2 separate regions of the Homo sapiens genome follow, and region 1 is linked to region 2. A link is an interaction called in ENCODE POLR2A ChIA-PET data of the cell type or tissue named here. Cell type or tissue: A673. All regions are shown on one strand. Links, peaks and the distances in the headings refer to the core of each region. The heading gives the core; the rest is flanking DNA.

Evidence for each region. Peaks named below come from ENCODE experiments on the same cell type or tissue, not always from the same donor. Only the 100,000 strongest peaks of a DNase experiment are listed, where the experiment ranks them.
Region 1: POLR2A ChIA-PET joins it to region 2 with 7 read pairs; 3 of 35 experiments call an interaction of 5 or more read pairs at or near these places.

The regions. Positions count from the first base shown.
Region 1 is chr10:91,652,049-91,663,442 of GRCh38, reverse strand. No RefSeq gene overlaps it. Among named protein-coding and RNA genes, the nearest start is that of PPP1R3C, 25 kb to the right of the region's middle. RefSeq lists an enhancer at 9,390-10,589. In A673, for the core only: no CTCF peak of the experiment used is centred there; no DNase peak of the experiment used is centred there.
Region 2 is chr10:91,376,131-91,387,524 of GRCh38, reverse strand. All of the region lies in intron 3 of HECTD2-AS1 (HECTD2 antisense RNA 1), which reads left to right. Among named protein-coding and RNA genes, the nearest start is that of HECTD2, 29 kb to the left of the region's middle. In A673, for the core only: no CTCF peak of the experiment used is centred there; a DNase peak (open chromatin) is centred at 6,134.

The DNA.
Region 1 (11,394 bases), core at 4,941-7,440, 280 kb before region 2:
GACACATAGTAGATACTCTACATAAATAGTTGTTGAATGAATAAGAAAAAAACTAGATCTGAATATCATTCAAACCAAGAATTCCATAACTTAGGGTATGGTGGGTGGCTTTGGAAATCCAGCATTGAAGACAATGAGGTGCTATTAGACAACGCACTTCTACCTGAAGGAAGCCCCAAACTTAGTTGCCAAGCAACCACTATTAGCATATAAACAAATATTAAAGCACACATCATAAATAAAATAGCTAACAAGGCAGTTTTTCTATACCCAACCAGGCATTTTCTTGTTATTGTTCAATATACTTGAGTCAAAAAGAGAGATGCAACTAGTTATTTCTTGCTATAAAAGAAAAAAAGGCCACAAGTTGTTTATTGCCAAGAAGAATAACTCAATTGCAATTTAGTATTTGGAAAGTGTCCATCTAAGCAAGCCAGAATTTTCATTGATTTTTCTTTTCTTTTTTAGTTTTTCTTTTAATTAAAGACTATTTTTCAGAACTGGTTTAGGTTTACAGAAAGTACAGAGAGTTCCCATATACCCCATTCCACTTTCAGTTCCCCCTATTATCAACATCTTGCATTGGTGTGGTACATTTGTTACAAATGAAAATCAATAGAGATATGTTATTATTAACTAAAATCCATAGTTTACATTAGGATTTGCTCTGTGTGATGTACAGTTCTATGGGTTTTACTAAGTGACAATGTAATTCACTGCCCTAAAAATCTGCTGTGCTCTAACTCCCTTTCCTTCTGTACACCCCTGGCAACCACTGATCTTTTTATCACCTCTATACTGTAGTTTGGTTTTCATTTTACTAATTAAAAAAGTGGTCCTCGTAAATGGGAGAGGAGTTGAAGAGAAGTAAATGACAAAAAACTGAAGGCGTTCTGTCCATGTAATTCTCCATTGTATCTTCTGTATCTAGAATAGTGACTCAGGGATAACTCAATATAACCTGTTTACATTTTAACGTATATCCTTACATATGTGATTACATATATGTATATATATACACACACACATATATGATCATATATATTCTTATATGAGGGGTCTTTAAAAAATCATGGAAAATGTATATTATGAAAAAACCATGGATGCATTTCAAAATGTTTTTGCACTAAAATAAAATCACAGTAAATTGTTGCAGTATGTCTGAACAGCATCTAGCTTGAGGCATTAAGAAGGATAAGACATTAATTTGAAATGACTCCCTATCAGAACAGATGATTTCTACAAAAATTGAAGCAAGAACAAACGCCAAATTTATAGTGAAGCTTGGGTGGAAAAATGGTGAAATTACTGATGCTTTATGAAAAATTAATGGGAACAATGCCCAAAACAAATTATTAGTTTACAAATGGATAATTCATTTTAAGAAGGAATGAGACTGTTGAAGTCACGTGAAGCCCACGTGACTGACCATCCATATCAATTTGTGAGAAAAAGATTAATATTGTTCATGCAGTAATTGAAGAGGACTGATGATTAACACCAGAAAATAGCCAATACCATAGGCATTTCAACTGGTTCAGCTTAAACACTTCTGACTCAAGAATTAAAGTTGGGCAAACTTCCGCTCAATGGTGCCAAAACCACTGTCCCCAGATCAGCTGCAGACAAGAACAGACCTTTCAATGGAAATTTTAAACAAGTGGGATCAAGATCCCGACGCATTTCTTCAAAGAATTGTAACAGGAGATGAAATATGGCTTTACCAGTATGATCCTGAAGACAAAGCACAATTGAAACAATGGCTACCAAGAGGTGGAAGTTGTCCAGTCAAAGCACAAGTGGATCAGTCAAGAGCATAGGTCATGGCAGAAGTTTTTTGGGATACTCAAGGCATTTTTCTTGTTGACTTTCTGGAGGGCCAAAGAATGATAACATTTGCTTATTATGAGATTGTTCTGAGAAAGCCAAAGACTTGGCAGAAAAACACCTGGAAAGGTTTCACCGGAGAGTCTTTCTCCACCATGACAATGCTCTTGCTCATTTCTCTCATCAAACAAGGGCAATTTTTTGGGAGTTTTTGTGGGAAATCATTAGGCATCCACCTTACAGTACTGATTTGACTCCTTCTGACTTATTTATGTTTTCTAATCTTGGAAAGATCTTTAAAGGGCACCCACTTTTCTTCAGTTAATTATTTAAAAAAAAAAACACATTGACATTGTTAAATTCCCAGTTCTTTAAGGATGGACTATATGGCTGGTATCATTGCTTATAGAGTATCTTAACCTTGATGGAGCTTATGTTCAGAAATACAGTTTATATTTTCTATTTTTATCTTTTAATTTCATTTTCCACTAACATTTTCTTTTCTTTTCTTTTTTAAGAGACAGGGTCTCACTATGTTGCCCAGGCTGGTCTCAAATGATCCACCCACCTCTGCCTCTCCAGTAGCTGGGATTACAGGTACACACCACTGCACCCAGATTCCGTGAACTTTTTGGAGTCCCCTCATGCATACAGTCTAATATGTATGAAAAGATAATCCACTTATACCAAGATTTTTAAAATGTTAAATATATTTTGGACATCCTGCTAGGCACTTCATACATACCGTTTTCAAATCTTCACCCTGTCCCCTAAACCCTGTCAAAACTGAGAAATTACAGTTAAGCTCAAGGTACTTTTTAACTTCCTGTTGGAATTTATAATCTAATAATAACAACAATAATAATGGACATTTGTAGTTTGCAAAAAAATTCTCACATAAATGATCTTATGCTCACACCAATCTTTTGAATTATTATTTGCCAGGCATGGTGGCTCATGCCTGTAATTCCAGCACTTTGGGAGGCTGAGGCAGGTGGATCATTTGAGCCCAGGAGTTTGAGACCAGCCTGGCTAACATGGCAAAATTCCATCTCTACAAAAAATACAAAAATTAGCCAGGCATGGTGGAATGCACCTGTGGTCCCAGCTACATGAGAGGCTGAGGTGGGAAGATTGCTTGAGCCTGGAGGCAGAAGTTGTTGTGAGCTGAGATCATGCCACTGTACTCCAGGTTGGGTGACAGAATGAGACTCTGTCTCAAATAAAATAAAATAAAATAAAAAATGGAATAATTTTTAACTTTATTTCGCTGTGAGCTTAAGTGGCTTGTCCTGGAAACAGATCCAGTTTTAAGTTTTCTGTCGCCAAATCCTGCACCCTTGCATTATTGATTAACACAGCTTGTGGCAAACCAAAACTTTTTTTCCCCCTTGTCTCAATGTTTAACCATGTCAACTGCATTTTAAACTTGTGCAGTTGTTTAAGTTCAGTAATGTGCATACTTTTCTTTCAATGAACATTCAAAAATATTTACTTAGCAGCTATGATTCTCCTGGGAGCTTTGTTTACATTGATAAATAAGACATATTTTGTCTTTGCTCTTGTGGGGCCTAAAGTCTGTTCAGTTTACATTCATTTGGTTGTCTAAGTTACAGTGGTGAAGGCTTTTTTGAGTTCCTTTTCACCATTAAGCTATTAGATTCACTTTTGTACCATTTGCACATTTGGAAAACATATTTTATGTTTTCATGGAAGTCTTGGATCTTTATGTCAAGTCCTTTATTTTCTTTCTTGATGGATTTAAAGAAGAAAGCTAAAGATGGAGTTCTGTTTGGGCAAGGTTGCTCAACAAGTTTTGTAGCTGCCTAACATTTCTTTGTCTTGTTCATAAGGATATCATGAAAGACTTTATCAAATGATATTCCAAACATGTAGGTCACTGTAGACATCAGGAAAAACTGTCACATGTCAGTTTTTCCTGATGTCTAGTGGTTAAATGCAGGGATTCTGGAGCCCAGATCCAAATCATGGCCCTACCAGCTATTAGCTGTATGATCTCTGGCATGTTACTTGATTTCTCTGTGCCTCAGTTTTCTATGTTTATAAATATATTTATACATTTGAAGTTTATTAATTAATTGTAAATTGATAAATCTCAGTAAATCTGAAAGTCTAAACAAAATAGATGATTTTCTAGGAAAATATAAATGAGTAAAATTGGTACAGGAAGATATATAAAAAACTCAGATACACCAAAAATGACAGAAGAAATGCAAAAGATTGTTAAAATTTTCTTTTTAAGGAAACAAAAACCTACTTAAATTGTTTACAATGGAATTCCATCTAATCTTCAAGGAAGAGTTAATTTCTGTGTTAGTCAAATTATTTCAGACTCTGAAAAGGTATGGAAAGTTCCTCAATTAATAATATGAAACAAGCATAACTTTAATATTAAAACCTAATATATATATATCACAAAATGCTTCTGTAGTTCACCTTATGACTAAACATGAAAAAATTTTATGTAAAACTGTAGCAAGTCCATTTGAAAAATAAAAACAAAGTTGGAAGACTTTCGTACTACATGATTTCAGACTTAACTGTGAAGTCATGGTAATCAAGAATGTGTTATAATGAGGCCTGGCGCAGTGGCTCATGCCCGTAATCCCAGCACTTTGGGAGGCCGGGTGGATCACCTGAGGTTAGGAGTTCAAGACCAGCCTGGCCAACATGGTGAAACCCAGTCTCTACTAAAATACAAAAATTAGCTGGACGTGGTGGTGCATGCCTGTAGTCCCAGCTACTCAGGAGGCTGAGGCAGGGAGAATTGCTTGAACCCAGGAGGTGGAGGTTGCAGTGAGCCAAGATCGTGCTACTGCGCTCTAGTCTGGGCAACAGGGCAAGACTCCATCTCAAAAGAAAAAAAAATGAAGAACACGTTATAATGGCAAAAGGATAGTTTTATAGAACATAGAATAGAATAGAGACTCCAGAAATAGACCCACACATACTTATGTACAATTGAATATTGACAAATATGCAAAGGAAATTCAATGGAGAAAGGGTCATCTTTAAAAAAATGGTGCTGGAATAATTGAAACTCCATATGTAAAAACAAGGACAAAAGAGTAACAAGAACAACAATAACATCTTAACCCTTACTTCACATCTACGAAGATACTAAATCAAAATAGATTATAGACAGAAATGTGAGAGCTAAAGCTATAAAACTTCTAGGAGAAAATATAGGAGAAAATCTTTGTGGTCTTGGGTTAAGCATTTGAAAGACATTAAGTAAATAAAAAAAGGAAAGCACAGACTAAGAGAAAATATTGGTAAAAAATCTGTTTAACAAAGGACCTATATCCTGAATATATAAACAACTTTTGCAGCTCAATAATAAGTCAAACAACCTATTGACGACATAAAATGCTGGTGACGAGTTGGAGCAACTGGAACTCTTATACCTTGCTTGTGAGAATGCAAAATAGTATAGATACTTTGGAAAAGTCTGTCAGTTTCTATAGTGCTGAACTTATCAGATGCCCCAGCAATCTAACACTTAGGTATTTACCTAAGGAAATGAAAGCATTTGTCCACAAAAAGACTTATACCTAAATTTGTACAGCAGACGGATTTCTAATTGTTTTTAAAAACTGGAAACAAAAAGTCCAAAAGTTTACCCACTAGTGAATGGATGAACAAATGGATGAACTCATACAATACTATTCAACAGTAAAAAAGGAAAAAAACTCTTGATATATGCAACAACATGGATGAATTGCAAAAGCATTATGTAGAGTGATAAAAGCCATTTGTAAAAGCCTACATATTGTATGACTTTATTTAGAGTATGACATTCTGGAAAAGGTGAACCTATAAGAACAGAACTCAGACAAATAATTTCCAAGGATTTGAGGTAGGACAGAAAATTGACTGTGAAAGGGTATGAGGAAACATTTTGGTGTGATGGAAATGTTTATATCTTTATTGTGGTGGTGGTTATATGACTGAATATACTTGTCAAAACTCATCAAACTATATACTTTAGAAGTATGATTTTTACTACCTATAAATTATTCCTCAATAAACTGGACTCACAAAATTTAGTAGTTCTAGTAGTCTTGTTGAAAGAATGATAGACCCCAACTAAGTGTATTTTAGGAGTGCCAGAAAGGTTTGCCATTAGGAAGTCCAACAATATAATTCCCTACAGCAACAAATTAAGGGGAAAAATGATGTAATCAATAAATGTCAGAAAAGGGCTTGATACAATCAGCAAAAATGTTAATTAAAATATTAAATATACAAAAGAAACTCTTACAAAAATATACCAGGAAACATATACAAAAATAATCACAACAAAAAACTGGAAACAACCCAAATGCCCATCAACAGGAGAATGGGTAAGTAGCTTGTGGTTTCACACAACGTACTATTACATGGCAGTCAAAAGAATAGCTCACAGCTACATATGAAGATATGGATGAATCCTGGCAATAGAATATAGAGTGAAAAACAGAAGTCCTCAAGGGTTACCTGTAGCACAATACTGTTTTTATAAAATTAGGAACAACTAGAGGACTTCTGTTTCTGGCCATCAAGGTGTTACTTACCTACCTTAAACTGGACAAAATATCAATTGTCTTTAGACATTGGCAACAGGCATCACAGGACTGTGATCCCTTAGAGAAGGGAAACAAATGAGGCTAACCCTATAATTGTCCTGGTTTTCTGCCTGGAGGCACGTTCTGGATCACAAAGCAAAAAGAGGAATCCCAGGCAGAACATGGTAGACTCACTGAGTTGAGACAGAGACTGAAGTTCAAGTAGTCTAAAGCGACTGGAAATTGTAGGGCAGAGTTCTGGAGAGGAGGAAGCTATGTAGAAAAAGCCCTCCAGAAATCTGCGTGGCGCTCCCTGAGTCTTTGCTGAACACTAAGCCTTAAATGTGTACAGTGAAACTCTATGAGGTATGGGCAAAGAGCTGAAAAGTTTCTAGAGCTCACATAGGACTGGGATCACTGAGTTCCCATAGGCCAGGGTTGAGAGTTCTTGTTGATCATTTGGAGCATTCACTAGAGACCCTAGAATGGCCATAGCTTTTTTTTTTTTTTTTTTTTGAGACAGAGTCTCACTCTGTTAACCAGGCTGGAGTGCAGTGGCCCCGTGGTCACAGCTCACTTTATCCTTGACCTCCCAGGCTCAAGTGATTCTCCTACTTCAGCCTCCTAAATAGTTGGGACTACAGTCATACACCGCCATGCCCGGATAATTTTTAAATTTTTTGTAGAGATGGAGTCTTCTTATGTTAACCAGGCTGGTCTTGAACTTCTCAGCTCAAGCAATTCTCCTGCCTGCCTCAGGCTCCTAAAGTGCTGGGATTACAGGCATGATCTACCTTGCCTGGCCACCATAGCTTATTAATGGGCTAAATTATCCATAGAGTGAAGGCTACTATAGACATGCTCTAACAAATCTGGCAAACAATTGCATTGAACCTCAAATAAATTTTCTTTCTTTCTTTTTTTTTTTTTTTTTTTGAGACGGAGTTTCGCTCTGTCTCCCAGGCTGGAGTGCAGTGGCACGATCTCGGCTCACTGCAAGCTCTGCCTCCCAGGTTCATGCCATTCTCCTGCCTCAGCCTCCTGAGTAGCTGGGACTACAGGCGCCCGCCACCACGCCCAGCTAATTTTTTTTTTGTATTTTTAGTAGAGATGGGGTTTCACCGTGTTAGCCAGGATGGTCTTGATCTCCTGAACTTGTGATCCACCCGCCTCCCAAAGTGCTAGGATTACAGGCATGAGTCACCGCCCCTGGCCAACCCCAAGTAAATTTTCTACTTACCAGAACAATGCCAAACACTCTTTAAGGGAAGACAGTATAATTTAGTAACTCAACAACTTAAAATTATAATGTCCAACATCCAATAAAAAATTGTTGGCCGGGCGTGGTGGCTCACGCCTGTAATCCCAACACTTTGGGAGGCTGAGGCGAGTGGATCATGAGGTCAGGAGATCGAGACCATACTGGCTAATATGGTGAAACCCCGTCTCTACTAAAAATACAAAAAATTAGCCGGGTGTGGCGGCGGGCACCTGTAGTCCCAGCTACTCGGGAGGCTGAGGCAGGAGAATGGCATGAACCCAGGAGGCGGATCTTTCAGTGAGCCGAGATCGTGCCACTGCACTCCAGCCTGGGCGACAGAGCCAGACTCCGTCTCAAAAAAAAAAAAAAAAAAATGTTAGACATGCCAAGAAGGAAAATAAGACTCATAACCACGAAAAAAATCAGTCAATAGAAACAGACTCAGAGATGATAGGGATGATGCAATTAGGAGACAAGAATGCTAAAACAACTAATATAACTATGTTCAAGTATTAAAGAAAAACGTGAATGCAGCAAGGAGAGAAATGGAAGATACAAAAAAGAGCCAAATGGAATTTCTTGATATTTGAAATTTAAAAATTACTAGATGGGATTAACAGCAAGTTTGACACCGCAGAAGAAAAGATAACAATGCATTATAGGCTTTATAATATTTCTAGAAGTAAAATGTGCAACAACAATAGCATAAAGGATACGAGAGTGAAATATACATATACTGTTAAAACATTATATTTTTTACACTATAAATTGGCATAATACTATTTGAAAGTGTACTGCAATAAGGGAAAGAAGCACAATGTAAACCCTAGAGCAATTCCTAAAAAAAAAAAAAAAAAACCACCAAAAAGCATGGGAAATAAGCATTTAGTTGAGATAAAATTCTTTAAAAATACTCAATTGACTTTAAGGTAGGCAAGGAAAGATGCGAAAAGGAATAAATATGCTAGACGCAGTGGCTCATGTCTGTAATCCCAGCGATTTAGGAGGCTCAGGCAGGAGGATCACTGGAGCCCAGGAGTTCAAGGTTGCAGCAGTGAGCTATGATCACGCCACTCTAGCCTAGGCAACAGAGTGAAACTCCATCTCAAACAAACAAACAAAAAAAGGAATAAATAACAGATGCAACAAATAAAAAACAAATCTCAAATGGCAGATTTAATTCCTACCACACTAGTAATTATATTAATAAAAATGATCTAAACACTCCAATTAAAAGGAAGATTTTTGTCAGACATGATTTAAAATAAAACCAAGCCATACCCAAATGTATACTTCTGCAAATAGCCCACTTTAAATATAAAGACACAGGTTAAAAGCAAAAAGATGAAAAAAGATATACCATGAAAAGATGAATCTTGAAAAAGCTTGTCTGATATATCAATATCAGTCAAAGTAGACTTTAGACGAGAGACATGGTATCTACGAAAACATAGCCAACTGCATACCTAATGTAATACAGGTAAAAACAGTCCCTGCTTTTGTGTCTGTAGGTACAAGTAAAGGCACCTATTTTTGCTTCTCAACTGCTTTGGTGATGCCCTATCCTTTTTCTAGAAGCATGGGGAGTGCTATGCTTTGAATGTGTCCCCTCCAAACTTTGGGTGTTGAAACGTAATGGCCAAAGTGTGAGGATTAAGAGGTGGGGCCTTTAAGAGGTCATTAGGCCATGAGGTCTCCTTCTTCACCAGTGCAATTAAGGCCCTCATAAAAGAGGCTTTATGCAGGGTTTGATTGACTTGCTTCTGCCTTCCATCATGTGAGGCCACAGGGTTCCGCTCCTCTGAAGGACGCAGTAACAAGGCGCCATCCTGGAAGCAGAGAATAGCCCTCGCTAGATAGCAGTCCTGGTGCCTAAAGTTTGGATGTTCACAGTAATCACTTTATGTGTTTATCTCCACTGTGTAGGGATTGTTTTTCTCTGTGCGCTGCTAACCAGCTAAGGAGTGTGAGATTATTCTTCTATTCAAAGACATTTGATCAGAAGTTGGTTTAAAAAAACTCACAGGTTCTGTCCAACTTTAGGAAACTATGAGTCTATTGTCTGGAGAGATGCCAAGATGACAGCTCTGAATCATCTTTGTAAGTATTCAGGAAAAGGAGTCTACCTGGATGTGGGTGGAAATAAATCATTGCAGCTGATAGATTAATTTGTGCCACTCCAGAATTAATAATCGAGTGCATGAAACCTTTGGATCTTTCATTATTCAACTTTCCCGTGTGCATTTGCATTTTTGGACAACAGAATAACAGAATCTTGGCATTAGCATGAAACTTCCTTGCCATTGAGGCTGACCTCCCACATAAAGCATTTCTGCCTTTAGTATCTCTGACGTATCTTCCAGGCTTTGCCTGAGCAAGTCCAATGAGCAAACTCCTGCTAGTTTTCCAGTCCAACTGGACAGCCTAGTCATTTGAAAGGCTTCCCTTATAGTGAATCAAAATTTGGGCTTTACCACTTTATCCACTGGTTCTAGTTCATCTTAGGAGCCACACAGAATTCATCTTTCTCTTCCACATGCGAATTCTACAGATCTATTAAGATACGTCTTGTACATTCTCCTAGATGTCATAGGCCAAACTCCTCCAGTTCCTTTGACAGCGTATGGAACAATCCTCTTGTTCTCTTTCAGATTTCCTGTTTGCCAGTGATACCCCTTAAATGCAGTATGCAGAATATACTACTTTCATATTTAATTATAACTACCATTTACTGCCAGGCACCTTAGTTATAGATGCTTTTCATGTATTGTCTCACTTAATCCTCCTAACAATCCCAAGCAGGTGGTTCTTATTGTTTTTTATTTTATAGATGAGGAGTCTGCAGTTCAAGTAAGTAAAGTCACTAATGGGATCAAGCTTATGGAGCAGTGAAGAGCAGGACTGGGTGTAACGGCTTCCAAAACCTACAACTCTCCACCACTATGGTTATTTTACTACCTAATGAGCTACTTATAATAAATAGAAATTGAATTTCTTTTTTCTGCTCTTCAGGCAGTGTACATAGTGCCTCGGTTAATGTTGAATGTGATCCAGAAGTCTAGTGGCTGTGAGATAACTGGCTCTGCCCTGGTTGGAGGGCCCAGTGCTGTGGTCTAAGCAAATACTGAGGGGAACTCTGTGACTCATCACTAGTTGAGTCCCTTGATGGCACATTGCAGGCATTCCAGTGTTCACTCATTAATATACTGCAAGTGCTTACTTGAAGCAAGTAATTGTCAGGGAATGGCCGTTGGGAAACTACGGACAGGCGCTTGGGGTAATTGACGGTGAGTCAGACTTAGATTGCCCTTTTAATAAAAAGATGATACAGGCTAAGCAGCAAGGATATGAAGCAGAGGGTGGTGATGCTATTGGAGATGCATTGCAGTGCCTCAGATTTCAGAGGAGGGAGGAATCGTGTTCAAGAGTGTGGGGAATCTGGCAAAACTTTGTTGAGGAGGTGGCATTTGAGCTAGTTTCTAACTTTCTCTGCTTTAGTTTCATACCCTGAAGATGATATTTAAATTGTTTCTTATCTCATTGGGTTGTTACCAGCATCAAATAAAACAGTTTGAGGGAGTGCTTAATACCTGTCACTTAGTAAGTCATCAACAAAGTTAACTATTGCTATTTCAGGGGCAATGTTAGGTCAGGATCAAACACAGGGTTTTGAAGGTATCCAGGCCTGGGTTCAAGCCCAGTGTGGTGTGATTATGAGCACTTAACAGCTCTGAGCCC
Region 2 (11,394 bases), core at 4,590-7,089:
TGCCACTCGCTGTGTGATATTGGAAGGTGTTTTGGTTTATCTGAATTCCAGTTTTCTTATCTGTAAAAAGGAGATACTAATACCTATCTCCAGGATTGCTGGAGGGATTAATAAAAGTATATAAAAAGCACCTGGCACAGCGAAAGTAATCTGTAAAGATTAATTACCTTCCCAAGTCCCCTTAATCACTGAAACAAGCTTAAGCTATACCAAACATCCACTTAAATATAGGTACAATGAAACAAATTTTATATGTGTTCCATTTTGCCAAAACTACCTAACATCTAGGAAGGGTCTTACGATCTGAAACTTGATCTCATCTGTCTCATCGCATTGGATCCTCACACAACCATGGGAGGGAGGGTATCTTAACATCTTTCACCCACCACTTACTGAGAGTCTGCTCTGTGCAAAATAAAATGGTGGGATTAAAGCACCCAATAGATGCCCTCCAGACACCCCACCCACCCCTAGTCAGGTAAGAAGAGGCAGATGATAAAACTAGCTACAATTCAGCTTAATAAATGCCATGGAACAGCTAAACAGAAGGTACTAATGGGGCACGGAGTAAGGACAACTAATTAAAGCTGCTCTTGAGGTAAAGTGGGCAGGTAAACGGAATCAGGCAGAATAAGTAAGAGTTTCTCTGGTGGGAGAAGGGAGGAAGGGTGCATGTTTTGGGGGTGATGAAAGTGAGCAAGTGAGGGAGAGAGCTGTGCAGACAACGGATGGAGTCGACCTTTCTGTGAAGAGAAATCCCAACTTCCTGAAGACAAAAAGTCCACATTTGTGATCAAATGAGTCTCTAGGTCATCACACTTTGGTCATTTATTTATGTGTATGATGGACATAGTGTTACGGAATGGGCTTTGTAGCCCAGGCAACTGGAGCTTCTTAGAAAAACTAAGTTACTTCTAACTGAAGTAACTGAGCCGTGCTCCAGTTAAGGCCTGAATCAAAATCATGAGTTAAATCAGCAGTGTTTCTAATTCTAATCAGACAAGCAATAATTGTTTTTGGAGTTATGGTGTCTATACAATTATTTCATATTTGCAGATATTCCTGTGATTTTTTTTCCTAAAGAAAACCATATGTGTTCCAGACTATTAAAACTGCCTTTAAAAAGTGGGGAAAGTTTCTTAGCTAACCATATGATATACTTATTCACTCTGTCTTTGCCCATTCCATCCATGCAACCTGCTCTTCGGCAGATGAGGCTGTCTTGGACTTACTCCCCATTTTCTCAGCTGAAAAGACAGCTCTCAAAAATCAGAATGCCAGTACAATACCCCCACCCTCTATCCTTGGCTTTGCTTTATGTGGTTTCGGTGACCTGAAATCGACTCTAGTCTGAAAATACTAGATAGAACACTTCAGAAATAACCAATTCATAAGTTTTTAACTGTGTGCCATTCTGAGTAGCGTGATAAAATCTTGTGCCATCCTGTTCTGTCCTGCTCTGATGGGAATCCTCCCTTTGTCCAGCATATCCACCCTGTCTATGTTACCTACCTGTTTGCCACTTAGTAGTTACCTTGATTGTTGCTGAATCACAGTGCTTGTGTTCAAGGTCGGTAGTAGCCTAATGCTAAGTCACAATGCCTACGTCATTTACCTCACTTCATCTCATTGCATCACGCACACCATATTTTATCATCCCACATCATCACAAGAAGGTGAGTGCAGTACAATAAGGTATTTTGAAAGACAGCAAGAGACCTCATCCACATAACTGTTTAATGGTATCTTGTTAGAGTTGTTCTATTTTATTATTAGCTATTGTTATTAATCTCTTACGGTGTCTAAGTTATAAACTAAACTTTATCACAGATACGTATGTATAGGAACAAACATAGTGCACATAAGTTTCTGGACTGTCTGTGGTTTCAGGCATCCACTGGCGGTCTTGGAACGTATGCCCCGTGGATAAGGGGGATTACTGTACTGTAGTGAGATAAAGGAACACAGAGCTTCCAAGCCCGGATGGTGACAGTTGTGCTACAAGATGCACAGCAGACTTTCTCTCTCCCTAACTTGGGAAGGGTTGAATTCTCTAGCCTTGATTACTGGCATGAACAACCAAACATTTACATTTTTAGAGTCTTTTTTTGGGTGAATGTTTGGTGTGTAGAACTCTTCCTCCAAGGATAATTTTAGCATGAAAAGTGCACCAAATTATTTCATATCCTGACAAGTTTCAAAATATGAGTGGGTGAGTAAGGAAGAGGGTTTATTCATGCTCAGGAAATAACAATGGTGTCAGTACAATCCAAGAGGTTTGGAAAAAGTGTACATACACATGTACACAATCACACACACACATATGCACTCTCACTTCCCAGAAAATTGAAATTAATTTTAGCACATTGAAATTATGTTACTTGGGTGTTTCTTTTAAATGCCAAGGAATAAATTACTTTGGCATTATAGACAAACAGTTCTAATCCACAGAAAAGAAGGCATAGAGTTTGGGCTTACAAAGTATTATAGCAGAATTACTGTTGCAAATGCAACATCTTTCCCCAATATACCACCCCCTTCTTTCCTGGGGCTTTCCCTCATGGAACACCAAAATATCAATAGGGCAAGTAAGGTAGAGATTCAGGGTATATACCAATTATCCTGTGTGGTTGCAGAATACACATTTGCAAGGGCAAAATGAAACAGCCCGAAAGAATAAGTACACATCTAATTTGCAGAAATAATTACTCATATTTTCTGGCATTCCTCATTCTTCTCCTTTTCATTTTTTTCCTCCTACCTCCCAAGTTTTGAGAAAAGAATACAAGATGTAGTTTTTATGTACAATACCTTCTCAGGTGGGCTGCCACTGCCCTTGGTAGCAAGTAAAATAGTAGACTTGAAGTGACTGCTCTATTTCGGTATATTTTGCAGAGTACAAAACAATGTAAGATCTCAGTTTAATAGTTCTATGCACTTACATAATGAGAGTTAATCTACTAATACATGCAAGTTTAAATCGGGGAAATTTCATTTCTAAATGACAGGGGAAAGTAGACTATCTCTTACAATTTGAGAATTCACACCTTTTTTCTTTGACCTCAGTTCCTGACATATACATAGTAGTAAAATAAAAATGACCCACACTCCCACAGCATGGAGATGACTACCATATGCACACATCACATGCATGACCTTGGGAGGGCTGTGGGGAGGTGGTCTCCAGGCCAAGGCTGCAAGTTTGCCCACGCACTGTGTGTGCTGGCACTTGGCTGGAGTGGAGCACCGCTGCGTGTTCTACACTTCACAGCCCACAGCTTTAAAGCAGGAGCAAAAAGAAGCAAATGGAAGTACACTGGAACTAGGAAGAATAGCCTCCCCCTCTGACAGCATACCCCAGCACCTGCATTGATAAAGCTTAACAGTGTGTTTGCTGCAAAGGAAAAATGCTTAAAGGGTCCAGTTGTGTTATCCCAGAGCAGGTAATGAGGAGTGTATTTGGAGGTGAGGGGCAATAAATTGATAACTGGTCTACCACCCAAGCAGAAGGGAGGAAGGAAGGCTGCCCAGACACTGACTTTGGATGACTTGAGGAAGGCCAGTTTCACAGAAAAGCAGGCTTCCTTTCTCTGGTTTCCCAGGGCAGAGGCTCTGAGTCCCTGAGAACTCTTAGCCCCTCATTATCTAGCCTTGGAAGCCTAATTTGTCTGGAATATCTCTCTCACAATTCCCATTTGCTCAGTCACTTACCAAACTTTCAAAGAACTTCCCACAAGGTGGAAAGAAAACAAAAAGTGACTCTCCAATGCTTGTGATCTGTGGGGCCCTAGGAACCTGAGCCCTGGCAAGACTCTCTTTTCCTCCTTTGGTTAGAGCAGGTATCTTCCCAGGCACACTGGAGATCCTCAGAGCCACTTGCTGGTCCTTTGCCTCCTAGGCCTCTCCCATATCAAATTCTCCAGAGCTGCTCTTCTCCACCTTCCCTATATCTGCAGTTTCCTAAGCTTTACTCCAAGTCCCCTCTCTTGGTAGGTGACCTGGCCATCTATTTTATCAAGATTTCAGGCCAAATGGTTTCACCTTCTTAGACTTCTCTTTCCTTTGTCTCAAATGTTCTTCTTCTTCTTCTTCTTTTTTTCATCCTTGAAGAAGAAATACTCCTCCTTGTGGTGCCCACCACAGCCCTGCCGAGTGGACAGTGGGCAGGATCTTGCCTTTGAGCCACAGATGATTACAGTATGACTCAAAGCTAGACCATTTTTTTGGCCAAGACTGGACAATCTAGTTCTCCCATTGAAAAATTAAATAAACTCAAAGATGATAAGTAACTCCTGTCTACAGGCTTGACCCCAAAACTGCTGTGGAGTCAGGATTGTGACTGACCATCTGGGCCACACGCTAGGGAAGCAGAGAGTAGAAGGAGGATGAAGCAGGGAAGCAGAGACCAGAAAAAGACAGTCTGTGGCCCCAGAGTGAACAAGATGGTGGAAATGGCTTCCAAAGCACTGTCCAGGTCCTGTGAGGCTGCATCTCCAAACTTGGCTTCTGGAAAATTACTTAAATTATGTCAGTATCTTCCAATTTTCACTTGTGCTAGTTTGAATGAGTGTCTTTTTTAGGCTAACTTTCTGCTTTGTCTCTTTCTTGGCCAAGGCTCTCGACCTTGACATTATAAACATTTTGGGCAAGATAATTTGTTGTTGGGAGAGGTGTGTCCTATGATTGCAGGTTGCTTTAGCAGAATCACAGGTCTCTGCCCACTAGATGCCAGCCTCTCCCCACAACCCTACCCCAGTTCTGACAACCAAAAATATCTCCAGGATTCCCAAGCCTCCATCCAGGAGGATGCCAAGAATCGGGGGGCTGCCCTGCTCTGTGCAGTTTGGGGCCTTGGAGATGCAGTGGGCAGGGAAGTTAGGTGTAGGGCTTTGGCCTGGTGAACAAGTAGAGCACAGCAGGGGCTGCTCAGAGTGTGGACTGAGTTTTTCTGGTATTTTGTGTGTATGCTGCCTTTCTTTTCTAACCAATAGCTGGTTTTGCCTGTGACACCATGCTCAGTGCTCTCTCTATCCCAGCTGCCCACTTGAAGCATCGCAAGGTTTGAAGTTGGCATTTTAAAACAAGGCAGAATTCAGAAGAGAGCATAGGTGAGGCTACTTCAGGAAGCTATGGGGCTGAAGTTTTGGGGCACTGTACCAAGAAGGGCCTGAACGCAGATAAGAGTCTGAGATGAGATCAGTTCAGGTGGAGCTGGTTATTGAGATCCATTGAGATCTGGGAAGGGGAGCCTGGATCTGACTGCCCTAGTAGGACTCGGAGCCAACCAGTGAGATGATGAAAGTGTTTCATGAAGATCACTTTAGTAGGGAGAGGGAAGACCCAACACAAAAATCAGAGCCTCTCCATAGCTGGAATGTGAGATAATGAGGGTTAGAATGATGACTGTGACAAGAGAAATTGGCAGAACATGATGACAAATTTGATAGTGAGAATAAAGGAGAGGATTAAATAATAGGTTACAAAAGAAAAGAAGCTGTGTGGGGCTGTCTCTAATCTATTGAGGTGAATATCTTGAAGGGCAACCTGACAGACACTGCCACTGTTAAGAGCCCAAGTCTGCCTGGGAAGAAAGATGGGTCTAATCTAGTGTGCCTTTTCTTCTGTTCTTTAACTTGAATGTGATGCAGTATGAATGCTGAGGCATGTGGCTCAGGCAATTCACAGAGGTTTCGCCCGAGAAGCCAGCTGGCTGCCAACACACAGTACAGAGTGACATTCATTTGTGGTGAATTGGACACAGCGATGGGTCTGGCTTTAACCCTGTTGGCAAGATGAGTTTTTCTCTCTCCCCCATTTCCTTTCCCAGGACCACGGCACACACCCAACTGCCCTCTGGGGTCAGGCGTGCACTAAGTGAGGATAACAGAAAGGGGTCTTTTTGTCATGCCAGACCAAAAGAGCTGTAAACTGTCTGTAGCTCTATCACAGGGGGCTGGTGGGGGGTGGTGGGGGAAGAAAAGAAAAAAAGATGGAGTGGCATGATTGACAACAACTTCAAGCCAAGGAGGGGAAGAGATAAGATCAGAGACTGGGAACAGAGCGGTTTAATAGGCTGAGAGGTGGTAGGGAACAAGGAGCATTTGATAAATGAGAGCGGCTCCCCAGGGCACTGGGAGAGCGGGGACGGTGTGGGTGGCCCTGGAAATTGCAGACAAAGGCCAGGCAGGGGTGGAGCTCTAGGGAGGGTAGACACTGTTGGGATCAGAGCAGGAAGTTACTGTTCTGAACATTCTTCTGTATGTGAGACTGATCAGCTCCACTTTCATTTGCACCGTGAGAAACTGCTTTTCAGGAGAGACCTGTAGTAACCAAAGCCACAGAAATAAAAATGTAAGCGTAATGCCAATGTATTGATTTTGTAATGAGAAAGAGCTGTCAACAGAGCAGAGTGCTCATGTCAGCAGATCTGTCAATTATCTCCCTGCAGGCAAGCCACAAGGGATGCCAAATTATGGCCAGAAGGTTGTAGATAAGCTCAGAACCAGAACAAGGGTAGCAGCTACATAATTCACGGCAGGGATGCAACCTGCACAGAGATCAGCTATCTTCTGGACAGTATTTAGGTGACCCCAGCAACTTTTGCAACTTTAAATTTTCCCTTTTTATTGTCTAGGCCACTGAAAACAACCTGCATCTAAATTTACTGGGGAATTTAAATATTCAGATTCCAAGGTATCATTCCAAACTTTTCAGAATCAAAATCTCAAGGGAGAAGCCCTAGAATCTACATTTTTCATAAACTTTACAGAATTTATGAAGGCTAACTGTAGTTCTAGGCTAACCATTCACTTTCTTTTCAGTCTTTTCTCAAGTGGAGTACATTTGATTCATGAGTTTTGTCCAGTTGAACTAACTCTATGAGGTCTGGGGAGATAATAGCGCATTCCTTCTTCTCTTTGGTTCTAATCCATTAAATGATAAATACTAAAAGGTAAATGAGAATCTAAGTGTCAGTTGTTGGTTTGTTTGTTTGTCCGTTTAGTGTTTTGGTTGAGATGGGGTCTTACTATGTTGCCCAGGCTGGTCTTGAACTCCTGGGCTCAAGGTCTTCTCCAGCCTCAGCCTTATCAAAGTACTGGGATTACAGGTGTGAGCCATTGTGCCTGGCCTAAGTGTCAGTTTTATTTAGTAGTCACTGGTCATGCTTAGATTGACAAATGGGCTGAGGCCTCTCAGCTCTCTGTTAGGAGTTAGATCTTGGGGCTTTTGCAGGCCTGAAGCTGGAGAATGGTAGAGAGGCCCTGCCAGGGGGGATTTTTTGCACAGAGAGTGGAGATAGGGCCAGTTACCTACGCATAGGTCCAGAGGAAGTGAGAGATAAAATGCCAAAGCTATGGTGGAATGTGGAAACACTGCCTTGTAGACAGGTGTGACCTTGTGACTTCCTCTTCCTTGTTTGCTGTCCCCAAGAGGGGCCAGTGCTGATAGAGTTCCCCTATAGAATCCCATGGAAATTCTACTTCCTGGAGCTACTCTAAATTGGATTCCACTTGACTTCTCCATTAATTTTAGACCTTACATAGTTTGGATATTTGTCCCTGCCACAATCTCATGTTGAGCTGTAATCCCCAGTGCTGGAATTGGGGCCTAGTAGGAGATGTTTGGATCATGGGTTGTGGATCCCTCATGGTTTGGTGCGGTCTTCATGATAGCAACTGAGTTCTCATGCGATATGGTCATTTAAAGGTTTTGGCACCTCTCCCCCTCCTCTCACTTGCCCCTGCTTTCACCATGTGAATTTCCTGCCTGTGCTTTGCCTTCTGCCGTGATGAAAAGCTCTCTGAGGCTTCACCAGAAGTTGAGCAAATGCCAGCACCATGCTTCCTGTAAAGCCTGCAGAACCATATGTCAATTAAACCTCTTTCTTTTTTTAATTGCCCAGTCTCAGGTTTTTCTTTAGCAATGCAAGAACAGCCTAATACAAGACCTCGCTTCTCCAGCCCAGTTTTTGGCTTAGCTCTTTCCTCCAGCTCAGTTTCTCCCATTGTCTTGAGTGAGGACTCCTGTTTCTCTTCTGCCATCAAGGAAGTATACTCAGGCTCTGACCCTTCAGCCACCCCTCTAGGAAGACCACTAGTAATGGTTGGTGGGGGGTGGGGGGTTGGGGGGCAGTGGGGAGCTGGGCACAGGCTGGACCTTGTTCTCAGTCACCTCTTCTTGGCCTCCTTCTGAAGCTACCTTCCCGATGATGGAGAGTTGGAGAACGATTCTTCAGTTAAGGGAAGAGGGCGACTTGTACTTGCTCCCTAGACTCTTCAAAAAGCTCTGTCAGTGGTTTTGCCACAACATTCAAAGTGAGCCTCAGGAAGACAGGGCCTAAATCAGCCTGAAAGGGTCAGGATTGTTCTCCACAGATGCTCTTCATGATGGAGTAGGAGCAGAGCTGCCCAGTGTGCTTGTGCAGCTTGTGGGGCAGCCCGCTGTAGGAACTCACTGGTCAGTGGGGAGAAGGATGCAGTGTTCCTGAAATAGAAGGGCATGTTTAGGAAACTGCAAAGACTTAGATAGAGCAAAAGCCAGGAAACAAGTGGTGTGAGTCAAAGTCAAAATGTGGACAGGGGTTGCATTCTGATGGACATTCTGTTATCCCAAGCTAGAAAGTTTGGGTTTCATCCTGTGGTCAGTGGTCTCCAAAGTGGTTCTGTCCAACCCTCACTGGGGATGTGCAAGCTGAACTACTGGGGTGTGGAAAGAAAACCTAAATGCAATTACATTCATTTGAACGAAATCAATTTTACTGTGGTATCTTGTGTTATCTGTTTCATCTAAAAAAAGTAGAAATAAAAGAAACATTCCTAAACTAAAATGTATAGATTGGCCATGGCCCTCTCACTTAGTCCATCTGTCCAATATGTCACATATAGACCAAGAAGTATCATGAGTGAAGAGTGAGGGTTGGAGCTCTGTAACCCAGAGCTCTCATTAGTTCCTTTGGTCTTTGTTTGCTTTCAGCATATAGCACATATTAAAATTTATATTGCCTGGTTAAATGGACTTACTGATTATATTCTGTCTAAACTAACTTTAAAAAATGGGTACATGGCTTAATATAATGTTGCAAAGAAATTACAGATTACTAAAAAGCTTTTTTTTTTTTTTTTGCAAAATGGGCTGAGATACAAATAGCTCACAGCAAATAGCTTTTAACTATATGAAAAGATATTCAGTCTGGCTCACAGCAATAAATGCAAATTAAAACCACACAAAGATACCACTTCCCACCTATCAGATTGGCAAAAATCCAGCAGTTTGACTCAGTACTCTGCTGGTAAGGTTGTGGGGGAAGCCAGCACTCATACTTTGCAGGGGGAAATGAAAAAAGGTACTGTCTCTATGGAGAGGATTTTACATTATCTAGTATAAGCAGATAAACCTGAAATATTTTGTCAAACCAGATAGAAGGGAAACTATCAAAGACTACTGGGGCCATGTCAAAAGGGTGGAGGAGTCATCTTGAATAAGCTCCACTGATCAGAGATAGGACAAATCAAACATTAACAAGAATCATAAGTGCAATGGATTGAAATACATGAAATATGTTTAAATCCATGAGTTCATAGTGATACAAAAAAATCTTTGGTTACATTTGGAGAATGATAGGGGAAAATCACTATTTTGAAAAATGGTAAATGAAAGGGAAAAATAAGCAGTTATCCCCCTTTTCTTATAAAATTCCTATTCCTTGCGAAAAAATACTTGCAATTAAGAAGTATGTTTATAGAATATTTAGTCTACTAAGTGAAGAAGGCATGATAGAATTATAATATAATCATGAAGAGAAGGTTGTCTTTTTACATGTATTCTAGCTAAGAAATGAAGAAAAAAAGATAGAATTAAACACGGATTACAGAAATAAACATCATAATGAATCAGTGAATTTATGCAATGATCATCCAAGGCTACTAGTATCACCAACTGTGCATACTGGTAGAGTTACACACCACCCATGAAGTAATTTGATTAAAAAGAAAGAACTTGAATTTGATCAAATGTCTATATATGATTACCAATTCATGGGAAACATAGGTGACAGAGGAATCTGTTAAATGACACCTAACCCCTGAGCAAAATGCAAGTGGTGAAAAACTCAATAGGATAAATAGTTGTTTCCTTAACACATAAATTGCAGAGAAAGAGAGAGCTAGAGGAGCCTACAAATTAAAAGATACTTAAGTAAGAGATGACCAACCACAATATATGCACATTATTTGGATGCTGATTGACTTAGTCCATTTTCTGCTGCTATAATAGAATATCACAGACTGGGTAATTTATAAAGAACAGAAGTTTATTTGGCTCATGGTTCTGGAGGCTGGGAAGTCCAAGAGCATGGCACTAGCATCTGGCAACAGTCATCTCATGGCAGAAGGTGGAAAGGCAAACAAGCATGCAAGACAGAGACAGTAAGTGAGCTGAACTCCATTCTTTTATCAGGAGCCACTCCCATGATAAGCAGCACATTTCTGCAGTAAAGGCATTAATCCATTTATGAGAGTGGAGCCTTCATGACAATTTACCTGTTAAAAGTCTCATCTCTTAATACTATCACAGTGGCAATTAAATTTTAACATGAGTTTTGAAAGGTACCATATCAGTGATTCAAATAAACACAAAAACCAAAAAGTTGGAATTAATCAAAAAAGTTTGAGGACTGATTGCATATTCATGGTATTAAGAAGTTATTGTTATGTTTTTGGGTGGGATAATGAAGCAGTAGTTTGTTTTATGGGTATACACACTGAAAGAATTATAGATAAAATAATATAATACCTGGGATTCACTTCAGGATAATCCAAGGTGAGAGAGGGCACTGTGAGAAGTAGGTTGGAGTATAGATAAGACAAAATAGGCTGTGAACTGACAATTATTGAAAATGAGTAAGGGGCACATCAGGTTGATTTTGTGATCTCTACTTCTGTGTGCAAATGAATTTTCCTATAATTAAAATAGATTTCTGCAAACAAAACACAGATTGAAGATAGTAAAATAACACAAATACCAAGAACAAGAAAATGACAGAGCTGACATATGTACTCTTATATAAGTTATTTGTCAGCCATCTAACAAGGTAAAGACTACAGCTTAATTAGAGGTGACACAAAGCTAGGGGAAATCATCTAAATTAACAAGAGCATTTGAAATATTTTTAAGGATGAACCCTGCAATTGTGTCTTAAGACATCAGCTAATAATAATACGACAACTTACTGATTAAAAGCATATTGAAAACTAAAACTCTAAAACTATTCAAGCACTTCTATCCCTGGCCATGATGGAGGGCCAGGGATTGGACTTATTCTCCTGAGTGAAATGACCAAAAAACAGGCAAAATATATAAATCAGTGACTTTCAAACACTGAACAACAGGCAATGC